2 separate regions of the Mus musculus genome follow, and region 2 is linked to region 1. Evidence: chromatin loops called from intact Hi-C (ENCODE). Cell type or tissue: gastrocnemius. All regions are shown on one strand.

Evidence for each region. A loop is a pair of places that touch in the nucleus more often than their neighbours do. Peaks named below come from ENCODE experiments on the same cell type or tissue, not always from the same donor. Only the 100,000 strongest peaks of a DNase experiment are listed, where the experiment ranks them.
Region 2: it touches region 1 in a loop (2.0-fold over the local background); 3 of 42 quality-filtered maps call a loop at or near these places.

What each region holds. Positions count from the first base shown.
Region 1 is chr1:37,236,446-37,241,445 of GRCm38, forward strand. All of the region lies in intron 2 of Cnga3 (cyclic nucleotide gated channel alpha 3), which reads left to right. Among named protein-coding and RNA genes, the nearest start is that of Cnga3, 20 kb to the left of the region's middle. In gastrocnemius, no CTCF peak of the experiment used is centred here; a DNase peak (open chromatin) is centred at 2,916; H3K27ac peaks cover 1,745 bases.
Region 2 is chr1:36,927,391-36,932,390 of GRCm38, forward strand. The region is part of intron 1 of Tmem131 (transmembrane protein 131); the gene reads right to left. Among named protein-coding and RNA genes, the nearest start is that of Tmem131, 9.6 kb to the right of the region's middle. In gastrocnemius, a CTCF peak has its summit at 2,797; no DNase peak of the experiment used is centred here; H3K27ac peaks cover 89 bases.

The DNA.
Region 1 (5,000 bases):
CACAACCATCCGTAATGAAATCCGATGCCCTCTTCTGGAGTATCTGAGGACAGCTACAGTGTACTTATATATAGTAAATAAATAAATCTTTTTAAAAATCTTTTAAAAAAAAAGAGATTGAAAAATTTCTCTGCCATATACACAAAATGTTTTGGGTTTTTTTGTTTTTGTTGTTGTTTTGTTTTTTAAATCACTATTTTAGAGGGAGAAATGGTGTTTAGACAAACACATTATTGCCTTCAAATTCTAGTCCTTTGGGGAAGCTTTTGGAATAAATAATTGAGAGTTGGTATACTGACATAGAGCACAGTGCTCCCAATCATAGAATGGGCCTCTTAGCATCAGTATGCCACTAGCCCCTCCCTAAGTGCCACAGCAAGAAAGAATTACCAATGCTTTGTCCCCTGAGACAGCCTTGCCAGCAGATCTCTCGGCACTTCAGAAGCCCCGTTTGCCTTTCTCTTTATTAAGTTAGCGGGATGATTTTCCTAAGGGAACGTCAGAAGAAAGGATGAAAATGCTCCCTTTGAATGAAAATAAAATACACTTTGAAAATACCAAAAATGAAAATGTCTCAACCTGGGCGTGGTAGCACAAACCTATAACCTTGATATCTGGAAGCCTGAGGAAGTGCAATCATAATTTCAAGGCCAGCCTTAGTGACATAGAGTGTCTCACAAAAGTCTTGGATCTTTCTTTTCTACTTAGTTGTTTGACCCAATCACCTGGGAGCCATCCAGCATATTTTTAAGGCACTGCAGTAGTGAGACTTCAAGATGTGCTACAGAGAATTATAATGAGGTCTGAGGGCACCCCAAATCCCTACTCATTTCCTGGTGTGGCTATTTTGAGCAAGCTTTGAGGCACAGGGGTCTGTCTTACAGAGAAGAGGTTTTATTCTTGCTGCTGACTGGGTAGAGCCCAAAACAATTATCACCAAAGGAAACCATCTTCACCTTGCTTCTTAGGACCAAAAGACTTAAAAATGCACTGACTTCCGTTCCCTGGTCACACGTGCCCAAGGGCACTGGATTCTCACTATTCAGAGTCCTCCAGGCTTGCGAAGAAGAAAGGAATAGTATCATGTTCTCTAGACAGATGCAGGCAGGTCATGTGTGTTTGCTCTCCTGACCCCATGTCACCTGAGTAATATGTTACTCAGACTGCAAAGTCACCTGTTTTGCTGTTTATAACACCTCTGCCCTCGCTCAGCGATGGGGGACACTGGAAACCTGCCTAATCTCACTGCCCTGTACAAACAGACTTAGAGATCAGATGCCACAGTCTGAACATTCTCTTAAAAGTCATTTCAGTGCATTGTTCGGGTTGGTGTTGGCAACATTGTAACCATTGACTTCAGAGAGCCAAGAGTCTGAAACCTGACACCAACCAGAGGAGAACTGATTTCCAGAGGACAAATTTCACATATGGTTGACTATTTGTCAGACCACAGGAGATCCTAGAGCCCAGACAAAGATGGGCTAACGACCAACAGGACCATACTTGGACTAGAGTGACTTAGCTTTGTATACATGTGGCCTTACTTCATGCCAGGACTCTAAAGATAGAATTGGGGAGTAATTGGACCTCTTGGTCCCTCTTCCCAATGTGGCCACATGAAATAAATCTTTTTCTGCTTTCGCTATTAATTTGTCTCTTGGATTGGCTTATTTAGGGCGTCTGGCAGTGGCTGGCTTGTCAGGGATGCCAGGGTCCAGTCTGACCCTGTTAAAGTTTGTTTTTAGAAGGCAGCATCACACCTGAAGTTGTCACCAGCATTGGGATCAGATCCTAGCAGCCCTCTTTGTCTTCTGCCTCTCAGTTTCCTTGGAAGGTTCTAGATCACATTGACTACCTAGCTTCTCCAATTTGGTACCCATGTCTTTCGTACCGGGCTCAAATGTCACCTCAGATACTCCATTCTTCTCTGCTCTGTCTATCTGTCTTCCATGTGCTTGCTAAGATGAGTGTCTCTGAGAAGCAATGGTAGCCATGTAGTTGACAGTGGGGATTCCTTCCCAGAAGTCTTGTTAGGGAATGACACAGTGGTACGACATAGAGTGTGTGTTACTAGCTGGTGGGAGCTCTTCAATCCATGGCAATCTGATAGGATCCCTGTGGTATCTATGTTCCCTTGTTGAGCTGAGCATCTTTGGAGGGCACAGGCTATAATAAGGTTTGCTATGTAAATGCCCACCAGACATACATAATCAACAGCAGAATTCCAGGCATCATGAAGCAGTGCCTTTTCTGTGCACGCTGGTAAGATGTGAATTGTCTCTAAAGGGTGCAGGGGGAGATTTGCACCCAGCAGCTTAAAACTTCTGTTTGGTCTCTTTCAGAGGTATTGCATGGGCACAATGCAAAATGGTTGCAGTTGATGATACACAATAATGTCAGTCAATGTGATCACGTTGGGAGATGACACACAAAAAATATGATTCCTCTGTACACCAAAGAACCCAAAACATCATGTGACTCAGATAAATGGGGAGGCCTGATATTCAACTGTAAAATTAAAAAAAATCAGTCACACTTGTGCAAGATAGGGACATCGGGGTCATCAGCAACCTGAGTCACCGGAATCACACAAACCAAAACAGACCCCTTGGCTTGGTCCCAGTAATCTTAGAGTGGTCTCAGTCTCCCTGCATGGCCAATGTCAGAATGTAGTCACAGTGAGATGACTGTGCTTAGGGGAGACTCGAACCTGAGGAATAAGGAGTGAGATCTGGCCCTGAAGAGCCAGACAGTGTACAGGTCTCTATCACTGAAGCCGGCCACACAGTCGATGGAGCTGTCCAAGTCCATGTGCTCCCAGCAGAAAAGTGACCTTGCTGGGAGGAGGGGGTGCCTGCTGGCAAGCATGGCTATTCAAAGACATCCTGGACAAGCTGTTCAAGGAAATGAGTCCCCATCCCCTGTGGGACGCATGATGCTGGAAGGGAATCAACACCTGGGATCCAAGGACTCTGACTTAATCACACACCACAGGGAGTGGAGCTTTCCCCTGAAGCTAATGTTTGCCTCCCGCTTCAACCGTCTAGTTAAGAAAGCCGATTAGTTTGGAACAGGCCGTGTGATAGAATTAATTTGCCTTGCTGGGTTTCCTCTAGAGTCACGGAAGCGAAGTGCAGATCCTTAGGGGACATTGCCTGGCTGGCTTTTAATCAGACTGGCCAAATTTAGCTTTAGGGTGGGTTTAAAAGGAGGGAGGGAGAGAGAGAGAGAGAGAGAGAGAGAGAGAGAGAGAGAGAGAGAGAGAGAATATGAATCAATGAATCCCTGGTCTTATTTTAGGCAGTTTGTCAGACACCAGCATAGCTCTCTCTGTACCAAGGTGTGATAAGTTATTTCTCTGCTGCTGATGAAATGAGCCAATTCAAGCCAGATATGTGTGTCTATATACTTATATACATATTTATACATATACACACACATACGCACACACACACACACACACACACACACACACACACACACACACATATATATGTTTATTGGGAAGCTGCTTTTGGGCAGGCAAGTTCACTGCCCCTAAGAAAAGAAGCAGGGAAGTTACCATGGGAAGAAAGAAAGAGGAGATGGGGAAGAGAGAGAAAGAGAGCATGCACAGAGAGAGGGAAAGAAGAGAGAGAGGAGAGAGTGGGGAGACCAAAATGTCTGGATTACATAGTAAAGAGCCTTTGGGAACTGGAACGTTCAGGGTTGGAAGTAGTGTGGGGAATTGCAGGCTGGTCTCCAGTCGAGCTGAAGTCTGAATCCCGATGGTCATAATTCACCTACATGACACGGTAGGCGTTCCCTCATGTTCCTGGAACTCTGGCCCCTGCCTAAGGTACCACCTCCCACAGTCCCCACAAGAGAAGCATGGTCAGTAGTCATGTAGGCAATGGCCCAAGCTTCTGACCTTCAGGCTAAACTCCTCCCCAGTCACCTAGCAACAGTGAGGACCATAAAAAGGGGTGTTCAGTCCCCACCTCTCTCTCTTACTTCCCACTCTCTTGTCTCTCTTCTTACCCCTCACTCTCTTTCTCTCTCTTTCTCTCTCTTTTTCTACCTTCTCTCTTTTTCCCTGAATTTCTATAATAAAGCTCTTAAATCATAGAGAGTCTCTGCTCCATCTAGATCCGCTGTGCCACTCTCACAAGTGTTGGGAACCTCTTTCCTTATCCCTTTCTCCTATAACCCTGGGGCGTGTCGCCCAGGGTCCCCGGTCGGGGGCTGCCCCTTCTCCACCCCCACCCTCCCCTCTGCGTGGATCAGAGGCTTAGATGCCCACCCGGGGCCATGTGGAAAGCAACTGGCAGTCTCCCCATGTCTGCCTGCCCAGAGCACAGGAACTCTGGCCGGATGTGGCATATTTCTCCCCCTCCTTCCCCAGCCCCCCCCCCCCCCCCCCCACTTTTCCCAACAGAGTAGGTTATGCCTGATAGAAACTGAGGGATGCTGGGAGAACCTGGAGGCTGGGTCTGCTTTGGTATGTAAATTATGAGCCTCAGTCCCTTGTTCCCAGGTGCAAAAGCAAGCAATGAGGTCATAGCCCCCTCAGCACATGCTGTTCACCCTGAATGCACAGAGTGGCGCCGAGTACTGCTCTGTTGCTGGGGACAGAGGCAGGGCTGGGCAAAGGGTGAATGACTTTATCTTGGAAACACTGTTCAAATGATTTTAACTGTTGCTTGGAGAGGTAGGCCAAATCCATGGCATGATCCAGAATGGTAGGAAGCCTGCCAGGCAAGTGCATAACTGCCCAGAAAGTGCCCGCACCGTGCACAGGGCAGGAAAGGAGGCTTCCAGAAGGACATAGACTTGCTACAGAAGTCAGCAATACGTTGGCAAGAAGAGATCTTTGTTTGGGAAGCATTGCATGGGAACATGGACAAGACAGCGGGTGCTGGGACCTCCCCTGGCCCCGCCTCCGTGGAGAGCATGCTAGCGCTTTCTGCTGGCTCTACTGCCTTCACCTTCCTCATGTACAGTAACTACCAAAAGCTGCT
Region 2 (5,000 bases), 310 kb before region 1:
ATTTTATGATCTGCAGCACAAAACAGATGCATGAAGATGAAATTCTAGTGAGCACACAATTGTTACACACAGGGCTTTGTGTGGCTTTTGAGGAATAACAACAAAGCTAGAAAAACAAGAGCTGCAGATTTGACAGATTAAAAAAAATAATAGAAAAATAAAAAATAATTCCAAAACAAATAGAAGCTTGGAAAAACACTGTCTTTAATTAAGTACACATTTAAGTTAAAAAAAAAAAACCAAATGTCAATGGAGAAAATAACAAAAGAAACAATCAGATAGAAATAGAAATAGCCAGCAAATGTTTTAAAGTGCCCACTCTTACTACAGTAACTATTTCATCACAATGTGACTTAGTGATTTAAAAAAAAATGGTAACAGTCAGTATGTGGAAGTGGCTGCCCTCATACAGTATGTTGAAACAATAGTTTTCTTCATAGGCAATCTGGCAATATACACTTTTGAAGTGGGAAACAGAGGGGCTGGCGAGATGGCTCAGAGATTAAGAGCACTAATTCCAGAGCTCATGGCTCACAACTCCAGTTACAGCGGATCTGATGCCCTCATCTAGCTGCTGTGAGAACCAGGCACACAAGTCGTTCAAAGGTATATATCATGTAAAACACTCAAGACACATAAAAACAAATCTTTTTAAAAAAGAAAGCGGAAGATACAGTAAGGTGTGGGCTCTCATGGAAAGGAAGCAAACCAATCTTTCACCACTTATTAAACTTTATTTGATGATCTGTTTTTAGTTATATAATCAATATAAATTTTGTTTAATTTTTTAAAAAAGAAAACAAACAAATAAACAAAAAACAAACAACCAGGCAGTGGTGGTACACACCTTTGATTCCAGCATTAGGGAGGCAGAGGCAGGCAGATCTCTAAATTCAAGGCTATCCTAGTCTACATAGGGAGTTCCAGGACAGACAGGATACACAGAGAGACCCTGTCTGGGAGGTGGGGGTGTGGGAGATGCAACTCCCAAAGTCAAGCTGTAAGCTGTAAGCATGGAAAGAGCTCACACATATCACACCACCTCTCCTTATGGAAAGCTAGAATCTTGAGTAAATTGTCACAAGTCCCTCCAGCAGCACTGCACTGGGCCTTACACCACAGGTACACTCTAGCCAAGGCTAAACAAATATGAAGCAGAGAGGGAGGCTGTCATCTTGTGAGGACTAAATATGCTGAGGTCTGCAATACAAACAGCACCACACTGGAGAGCAAGAAAGGACTCAGGAGACCTGAATAGCTACCAAGCAGGAGTATCAGGGAAGCATGTTCAACTGACACACAGTTCGAAAGCGCTGAAAAGCAAGTGTGTAAAGAGAGCATCCATTTAGAAGCACTTTCTCTACACTCTGGGCCACCTTGAATAGTCACTGTTTTGTGGCTTCTCCCTCAGCTTAGATTCAGGTGTGCTGCAAAGGTCCAGGTCCCAGAGACAGCGCCCCTGGTGCAACAAAGAGTGGAAAAAACTGGGACCTGTGCTCTTGGTGTGTCATGGACACGTGCTCAACAGCTCTGCTCTGCCACAGCCTCCCACCATGCTTTGCCACAAACCTAAGAGCAATGAGTCTAAATGGCCACGGACCAAAATGTCCATAGTGTGGGCCAAAATAAACCTTTTTATCTATAATCTTATCTCAAGTATTTGTTAGAGTAACAAAAATTTACTCCAATGCAGAACTCGACACATGCACAAATGCCTGCACAAACACAGAGGCCAACTGTCCCACTATGTCACCTCAGGCTGGCTTCCAATGTGAACTTCCTACCTCAGCCTTCTTAGTGCTAAGACTACAGGCATGTACCACCATGCCTGGGTGTGGGGAACCCCTTTAAAGGGCTAGGGTAGTGATAACACATCCTAACCTCAAGAAGCCCACAATACTCTCTAACTATAAATACATCCAGATGCAGTCAGGAAAGAATTGACAAAATTCAGAAATGTTCTCTTATAAGAATCTATAGGATTCCAGTAAGACGGGATTGAATCCCAGCCTCTATCTTCTTTCTCACATCTCCCTCTGTGGCACGATTCTTAATAACCTTCTCAGAGGCCCAGACAACAGCCCAAGCAAAGCTCCTGAGCAGTAACCAAAGCTACTCAACAAAAAGTAACTCCCTGCACCTAGAACGCCACTGTTGCCTGCTGGCAGTGCTAACCACAAGTACGCATACAAAGTAGCTCCCTGTATCTAGAACATAACCATGTCCACTACTGCACTCCCAGAAAGAAACTCTCTGCATCTAGACCATGCCCTGGCCTGCTGGGTGCTGACCATTCCACTTGCTAACCAAGGAGCAGCATTTCAGAGGAACCTGGATCCACAGCAGCAATGTAAAAAGTGGTCCAGCTTTACCTGAGTGCTGCCTGAAAGCACCCTGCTCAACCAATTTTGGAATGACAAACTGCATCTCAAAGCATCTAGAAATGCAGGTAAGATATGCAAAGCACATCTGTGCATTAACAAACTCCCTCTAAAAATGTATCGCTCCCTTTACCATCATTATTCAACCAAGAAAACCCTGTCAGTCCTTACTATGTCTTCAGTACAGACTGCTCCCCCTCTGTCAGTTACACTGAAGTTACCTCACACAAACTCCCAAACCTTTCCGCAGAGGCAGCTTTTAGCTAGTGCATTCTTTGCCACAAATGTAGTATTATAGCTATATGGAAAATTTCATTTTTAAAAACATATCTGCTAGGGCTATAGAGATAACTCAACAGTTAAAAGCACTTTCTGCTCTCCGAAAGACCCAGGTTTAGTTCCTTGCTTCCACACCAGGTGGCTCCTGACTGGAACTGCAGCTCCAGGGGATCAGACACCCTGTGGCCCTCAGGCATCTGCACACACATGGGGCACACAGCCCATGCAGGCATCTCTCCTCTCTGGTCCCCAGCCCCTGTCCATCTCCCTCTCTTCTCTTTCTCACTCTTACTCTTTCTCCCCATTTTTGTTTGTGTTGTTGTTGTTGGTGGGGTGTTTGTTTGTTTGTTTGTTTGTTTTTTTGAGACAGCTAGATAATGTTTCACTATGTAGCCCTGGTTGGCCTAGAACTTACTATGTAGACCAGGCTGGCCTTGACTTGTAGTAATCTTCCTGCTTCCATGATGTACACCACCATGTCCAGCTCATCAAAGGAAGCACTAACAGAATGCAAAGGCAGCATGTAGAACAAGAGACCATATTTGCAAGTCATCTGTCAAATAAAAGTTAATACCCGTAATATGTACAAAACTATAACAAAACAACACCCCCCCATCAAAGCCTAGGCAAATGACTTAATTAGACATCATTCTAGAGAATATGAATAAAAGGACAACAAGCACATAAAAAGATGCCCACAGATCTAATATCCAGAGATGTGAAAATAAAAAACACAATAGCCTATCATCACACACTTTCTACAATGGTCACTATTCAAAACGAGTGAATGAGTGAGTGAATGAATGAATGAATGAATGAGTTACCACCAGTGTGCTGAAATTAGTACCTAGGTACAAAAAAAAAGTGCATTCACTAAAAAATTAAAAATAAAGCTGGCCTATGATGCAGAGCCTGCCTCGGGTACACGTGAAGAAGTGAAAGGAAGCTGGAGGAGGTACTGCACACCTGTCCTCGTGGCGCGAGTCATGAAACCTAAAAGGCAGGGGCAGCCCAAGTGTCCACGGATGAGGGGACAGATGAAACAGGACGTATGTCCACATTAAGGAGTGTTACTCTGCCTTTGAAGGTTAAGAAACCACAGACAGCTTGGTGTCTGGAAGAGGAGCACATACTAGCATACTAGTGCACACTCCCAGCACTCAGGAGCCAAAAGCAGTCTGAACGCTGTGAGTTGAGACCAGCCTGGTCTACATAGTGAGTTCCAGGACAGCCAGAGCTACATAGTGAGACCCTGTCTCAAACAAACAAAGGAGGGAAAAAAAAAAGTCAGGGTGGGGAACCTAAGGATAACACCTGAAGTCGTCATCTAACTTCTACACGCACACATCCACATATGCCCACATCCACACACATACATAACTGCACATACTTAAAAAAAAAAACCAAAACAAAAAAACAGGCTAGAGGGTAAAGAGAGGGTAGAAAAGGCAAATACTGTGTATTCTCTACCATATACTGTATATCCTCTACTATATACTGTGTATTCTCTTCTATATACTATGTATTCTCTACCATATTGGCATCAACAATACATAGTACTAAAATTCCTGCACATGACATAAAAGCAGAGGGGAAGGAGGGAGAGGGAGGGTTGTGCATGAGTAAATAGTAACAAGGTAACATGACATCTGTGTATGAAAATGTCATAATGAGGGCTGGGGAGATGGCTCAGCCATTAAGAGCGCTGACAGCTCTTCCAAAGGTCCTGAGTTCAAATCCCAGCAACCACATAGTGGCTCACAACCATCCGTAACGAAATCTGATGCCCTCTTCTGGAGTGTCTGAAGACAGCTACAGTGTACTTCCATATAATTAATAAATATTTTTTAAAGATGTTATAATGAAACCTATTATTTTGTACACTCAAAAACTGAATAATAAAGAAACCAGGCTGAACATGGCTGAAGACAAATATTATCCCTGCACTCAGGAAGCTGAGGCAGTAAGATTGCTGAGTTCAAGTCTAGCCTGGGCTATAAAGATTCTGTCTCTTAAAAAAAAAAAAAAAAAGCCACACATAATGGCATATGCCTAGAATCATACCTATTCCATTTGGGATGCTGAAACAGTAAGGTTCCAAGTTCAAGGCTTAGCTAAGTTACCTAGCACACTCAAGTCCAACCTAGACAACCTAGGGAGACCCTGACACAGTCAAAATACAAGTTAAAAAGAGCCAGGGTACAGCTGAGTAACAGGGCACTTACACAGCACCACCACGGCTATGGGTTCAATCCCTAGTACTGAGGAAAGCAAGGAGAAACTGTGGCTGCCTGCCTAGGGGTCCAGCACTACAGTCTCCAAAGGAGGTCCTAAGTCTGA